Regions from separate parts of the Homo sapiens genome. Here region 1 is linked to region 2. The links are chromatin contacts, found by Hi-C or POLR2A ChIA-PET in ENCODE. All regions are on one chromosome and are shown on one strand. Each heading gives the region's core, a stretch centred on a gene start or an enhancer-like site at or near the end of the contact. The rest is flanking DNA. Distances are from core to core; before and after follow the strand shown.

Evidence for each region. Hi-C counts contacts between places; a loop is a spot of excess contacts on that map. ChIA-PET counts read pairs that join two places held with the same protein, here RNA polymerase II (POLR2A). Pooled maps may share reads with other maps.
Region 1: a map of ascending aorta shows a loop between it and region 2 (3-fold over the local background). The contact joins the promoter of LINC02513 here to the enhancer-like site in region 2. A Hi-C loop is called at or near these places in 8 of 168 maps with a recorded cell type or tissue (PC-9, Right ventricle myocardium inferior, aorta and 5 more), 1 of 37 single-sample maps with no recorded cell type and 8 of 50 pooled maps. POLR2A ChIA-PET finds 5 or more read pairs at or near these places in 5 of 52 experiments (CD8-positive, alpha-beta memory T cell, HEK293, PC-3 and 2 more).

The regions. Positions count from the first base shown.
Region 1 is chr4:38,365,544-38,368,243 of GRCh38, forward strand. It overlaps LINC02513 (long intergenic non-protein coding RNA 2513), which reads left to right and starts at 1,371. Exons shown (of 2, transcript NR_149123.1): 1 at 1,371-1,487. RefSeq lists enhancers at 952-1,031, 1,152-1,291.
Region 2 is chr4:38,317,571-38,320,270 of GRCh38, forward strand. No RefSeq gene overlaps it. Among named protein-coding and RNA genes, the nearest start is that of LINC02513, 48 kb to the right of the region's middle. RefSeq lists enhancers at 359-859, 860-1,360. Within about 2 kb of position 1,426, at least 38 of the 41 ENCODE cell types and tissues checked have a DNase peak (open chromatin) inside an H3K27ac peak, as active enhancers do; they include PC-3, PC-9, ascending aorta and 2 more, where a contact is called at or near this core.

The sequences.
Region 1 (2,700 bases), core at 121-2,620, 48 kb after region 2:
GATATTATAGTGATTCTTCTTAAAAATGAAGGTGCTTGCACATTCTCTGGATTCCTTCTTACATTTTATTTCATTCAAGATGTATCTTGTATATTTTATGCATCTTCTGTGTCCCAGCTTCTGCATTTGTGGGCAAGCTATCCTTGAATATCCATTTCATGCTTGAATTTGCAGGGCTAAAGACACTTTGCAGCATTGGCTCTTTCTGCCTCTGTAAAATGACATCTTTGTTTGAAAAGCCTTTTTGTTTTTGATGGCTACAAATCCAAGAGACTCCATTTCCAAAAGTCCACTGCCTGTCTGCATTTTTGGGCGTGGGATTCATGATGCCTGTAAAGCGTTCTTCCTTTGTTTACACTTCTTTCGCTGTCTCGGACTTTAGCTGACACTTGGCTCCATGCCATGGTCATGGGCTCTTGTGCCTCTGCTCTATTAGCGAGGCATCTTGTCAACATGGTGGGCCAGCAAGCGTACTGGTGAGATTTCATGCATTCCCTCTCTGTGACATTAGGATGGTGGATGAAAAAGGTAGAAGATAGGTCTGTGCTGGGACTAAGTGCATGGTGGTAAAGGTTGAGTATTACAGTCCACACAGCAAGACAAGGCTCTCATCCCACCTACTTTAAGAAGCAATCCCCAATGGGCCAACAGTCACTAGTTTCCCCGGAGGAGTCATCTCAGCACTTTGAGATCCAGTTTGTTTTACGGTACTCTCCATGTTGCTCTCTGGGTAAAAGAGCATTTTTCTTCTGGTTATATCATGTCTGGGTGTGGAAAGGGGAGTCACTGACTCTGGCTTCACGCTTGGGGTGCTAGCTCAGGTTCAGCATAGAAAAAAGAAAACCATTACAAATATAATATTTCAAGCAGAAAGAGATTGGCTTCATCTAGGAAATTCAGTGCTCACAACATTTTAGAAGAGAAGGAGTAGTAAAAATCAGCTTCTGGTGTTTTGGTTTCAAGATCAACCACTGTTGCTATAAGCTAGAGGTCAGAAAACCTGAGCTCCTGCCACCTCTGTTCCAGACACTGGTGACCAGGGAGTGGAGTGCAGAGCCCAGTTGTTGCTACTTGCTTTTGTTGGCACATCTTGTCTGCTGTCACAGCTGTGGGAAAACAGTCTCCACCTCTCCTCTGCCTTCCAAATAGCATGAAAGTTCATTTCACTGGCAGAATTTAAATCTCACCCAGAACCCTGGCTGCCTTCCAGACCCTTGGAGGAAACACAAATGAGAGTAAGAGTAGATGTCTACTGTCAGCAGATAATATCTAGTATGGCACTTTGGTTGCTGTTTAGTGACTTTTTTTTTTTTTCTTTTTCCCATAGGAGGATAAGGTGAGATTCCTTCACAAATGGTGGCTCCAACTGGAATTCATTGTCCCAAATTCTGAGAACTCCTGAGGAAAGATCCAAAAGTAATATGGCTCAAGATTTTTGAACTGCCCAGGCTCTACTCAGGCTCTTGGACATCTTGCCCATCTCAAAGGTTTGTTTTTTCTCTGCAACAATGTTCAATATGGTGTAGGCAAAGAAACAGCATTTGGAATCATAAGATGAGGGTTTGCATTTCACCTCTACCTCTTTCTACATCAAAGGCATTTCACTGGCAGAACTGAAATCTCACTCAGAACCCTGGCTGCCTTCCAGATGCTAGGAGGGTAGGAGTAGATGTTTACTGTCAGCAATATCTAGTGTGGAACTTTGGTTGCTTTTGGGTAGTCCAACCTTTTGGCTTTCCTGAGCCACACTGGAAGAAGAAGAATTGCCTTGGGCCACACATAAAATACACTAACATTAATGATAGCTGATGAGCAAAAAAGACCTCATAATGTTTTAAGAACATTTACAAATTTGTGTTGGGCAGCATTCAAAGCCATCCTGGCTGCGTGTGGCCTGTGGGCCATGGGTTGGACAAGCTTGTTCTAGATGTTCATTTATTATTTCTGAGCCTCAGTTTCTCATTTGAACTATGAAGAAAATGATTGGATTATTGCTAGAATCCAGGGGAAGAATGGATTTGTAAACTGTAACGCTTGCTTTAGAGACTGGGAGTGCAAGTGGATGATAGGTCTCAGCTGTATCCCTGACCTGATGTGGCTCTTAGCCTAAGAAAGTCATCTCATCCAAGGGCTTGCCCTCTTTCTGGGGCAGCCTGTATTCAATGACCAGGGAGAAGAGAAGGGATACAAATATCTCAGTCCCCTAAAGGGCCCTCCAGCTCTTGAGCTCCCCGTGGTATCAGATGAGGATTCTACTGGAACATCATCACAGTTCAAGTTCTCTCTCTGCCCTCTCCTGTGTACCTTGCCCTGTGATCCAGGGGACAGATGTTGATCCAGAGGACACTCCTCCCAAAACCTCCTTGCACAAAAATTTCTGTCTGGGATTCTGTTTCCTGGGAAACCCAAACATCAACACTGGCTTAGCAGAAAAGGAATTTATTAAAGGATAATAAGTAGCTCATAGGATCTCTAGGAAGGCCAGCAAGCCAGGCGTGGAGAACGCGTTCTAAGAAACAAAGCCTCAGATCACTCCCTAAGATAGCTCCCTGGGAAATCTACAGAGAAAGATGGGACTCATAAAGTGGGGGATATCTTCAAATGTAGGAAGGAGATTCAGATACTGGAATCAACAACAAAAGAAAAGGCAAATGCCTGGGAAGCCTCATTGTGATGTTAGTTATGGAAATATTTGGTAAT
Region 2 (2,700 bases), core at 176-2,675:
GCACAAGACACAGGTCATAAGGACCTTGCTGATAAAACAGGTTGCAGTAAATAAAGAAGCCAGCTAAAACCCACCAAAATCAAGATGGCAATGAGTGTAGGATCCTCACTGCTACAGTCCCACCAGCACCATGACAGTTTACAAATGCCATGGCAACATCAGGAAGTTACCCTATGTGCTCTAGAAAGGGGAGGCATAAATAATCCATCCCTTGTTTAGCATATCATCAAGAAATAACCATAAAAATGGGCAACCAGCAGCCCTTGGGGCTGCTCTGTCTACGGAGTAGCTATTCTTTTATTCCTTTCCTGTCTTGTCTTTTTTTTTTTGAGACAGAGTCTGGCTCTGTTACCCAGGCTGGAGTGCAGTGGCATGATCTCAGCTCACTGCAGCCTCCACCTCCTGGGCTCAAGCAATTCTCCTGCCTCAGCCACCTAGTAGCTGGGATTACAGGCGTGCACCACCACACCCGAATATTTTGTATTTTTCTTTTTCTTTTTTTTTTTTTTTAGTAGAGATGGGTTTCACCATGTTGGCCAGGCTGGTCTCGAACTATTGACCTCAGATGATCCGCCCACCTCGGCCTCCCAAAGTGTATTCCTTTACTTTCTTAATAAACTTGCTTTCATTTTAGTCTACAGTCTCACTCTGAATTCTTTCTTGTGTGAGATCCAAGAACGTTCTCTTGGGGTCTAGATGGGGACCCCTTTCCTGTAACAAGTGTACAGTTGGAGGCCATTGAAAAACAACCAAGCCTAAGATGGGACATGATACCATCTTAAGAATATTTGTATTTGTCTCTCTGACACTGTCTGCAGACTAGGGTCACTCAAAGGATGGATGTGGATCTCTTGATTTTCCAACTCTCACTTTCACCAAGCATTTTGACAAGGGTTGGAGGGGTCCTTTAATAAGAGGTATAGGCGAAGGAGGTAGGAACTAGTCTCTTCATCTGGACCAGAGAAGGAACTCTGGTTCTGCAAACAAATGAAAAGCTTAGGAAGGCCTTGTCCTGACAAAATTCACAGGCTTCTAATCCTCTCCCTTCCCCACCTTAAAAACACACAAAATTAAGGAAAAGACAAGAAAGGCGGTAAGATTCTTGAAAGAGCTTTCAAAAATGAGAAAAGAAAAACAAGAGAATAAACAGCACAATGTGTCCTGATATGTTAATATGTTTCCCTTTCGTTTTGCGTTTTTTTTCCCCTTTCCTTCAAAAAAAAAAAAAAAATCTAGGATTTTGTCTCCTCTAAGGAGAAATTAGGAAGGAAAATCTGACATAATCTCCAGAGCTGTAAAACTTCTTTGTATGCCGTCACTTGAGTGCTTTTTCTTACATTCCCTTAAGTAGCCAACCTACCATGTGGCGAGTTTGTGAAGCCAGGAAGGGAGGCAGTAACCCGAGAGGCGCTGCAGGGCGGCTCCCCACGGCGAGGGAGGGCAGGCGGAGCCCCAGCTCCTCCCAGCCGGCTGAGCGCTCGGCCCCTCCTATGGCCGCAGGGGAAAAGGAGGAGAGACCTACATTTAAAAAGGCAGGAACCTACCAACTGCAGAGTGAGAATTCCCATTCGTGAGGTCAAATCGAGGTCAAGAATTTCCTAACCATCTCTGAAAACCCCCTATTTAGGGGGTCAAGTCGGGCTGGCAACGCCCCAAATCATTAACTAAATCTAACTTGATCTTCAAAAACACAGCCTAGGACTGTTTTTCTTTCTTTCTTCTGCCTGAATGTTTCTCAGTGGCATTTCTGTTACTTCCTGTTTGTGACCGGGCTTTCCTTGCCCTACTTCCTTTTTTAGGGGTTTAGGTTGCCTCGACGGCCATTTCCACTTAGATAGATGGAAAAGGGGTGTGTGTGCGTTGGATTGGAAGGGAAACAGCTCACATTTATTTTTATGTTGTAAAAGTCTTTTCTCATGCATTCACATTCTTTCATTTACGTTCTACAGCAACACTATGAGACCAACAATATGATTATGCCCAAATTACAGTTAAAGAAACTCAGGCTCAAAAAGATTAAATAAGATGTCCAAGTTCACGCATCACATAAAGGCGCAAAACCTGGATCTGCGTTCCAAGGGTCTGAAATCCAAAGGGGCTTGGGGATTTCACGAGGTCTGAATCTAAAACTGAAGTTCTTTTCATTTATTGAACCCTTAAGGGAGACCTAACTTTAACTTATTTGGCAAAACTTTATTCAGGGAAGACTTTTATTCAATCTTTATTACAGAGTTTATTCTTCAAATGTAAAGAAAAGACTTAGCTTAGTGCCTTCCCCAGAGCAGTGGGAGAATTATGAAAGATGTACTATTGCTTTTTTTTTTTTTTTTTGGCAACCTCTCTGCTCTGCTGGCTTTCACCCTGGCCATCCCAGGACCGAGCTGGGGCGTTCAAGCTTGCCTCGGAGCCAGGCCTGCACTTCCAGCGTCAGGCAGTAGGGGGAGCAAGTGTGCAAGAGGAGGAAAGCGGCTCCAATTGGGCAGGAAACGTTTGAGACCATGTGTCCTTACCCGGCTCCGGTTGAAAATTTAATTTTTTTGGCTGCCTGAATGCTTAGGACCCATGGCTCCAGGCTTCTCTGCAAAAATTTATGCTTACTGATTTGTAGGGTGGGAAAAACCAGCCTCAGGGAGTTGTAGAAAAAGATTACATGTGTCCCCTGGATCAGAGGAAGTAAAAACCTCCACACGGTTGCTGGGG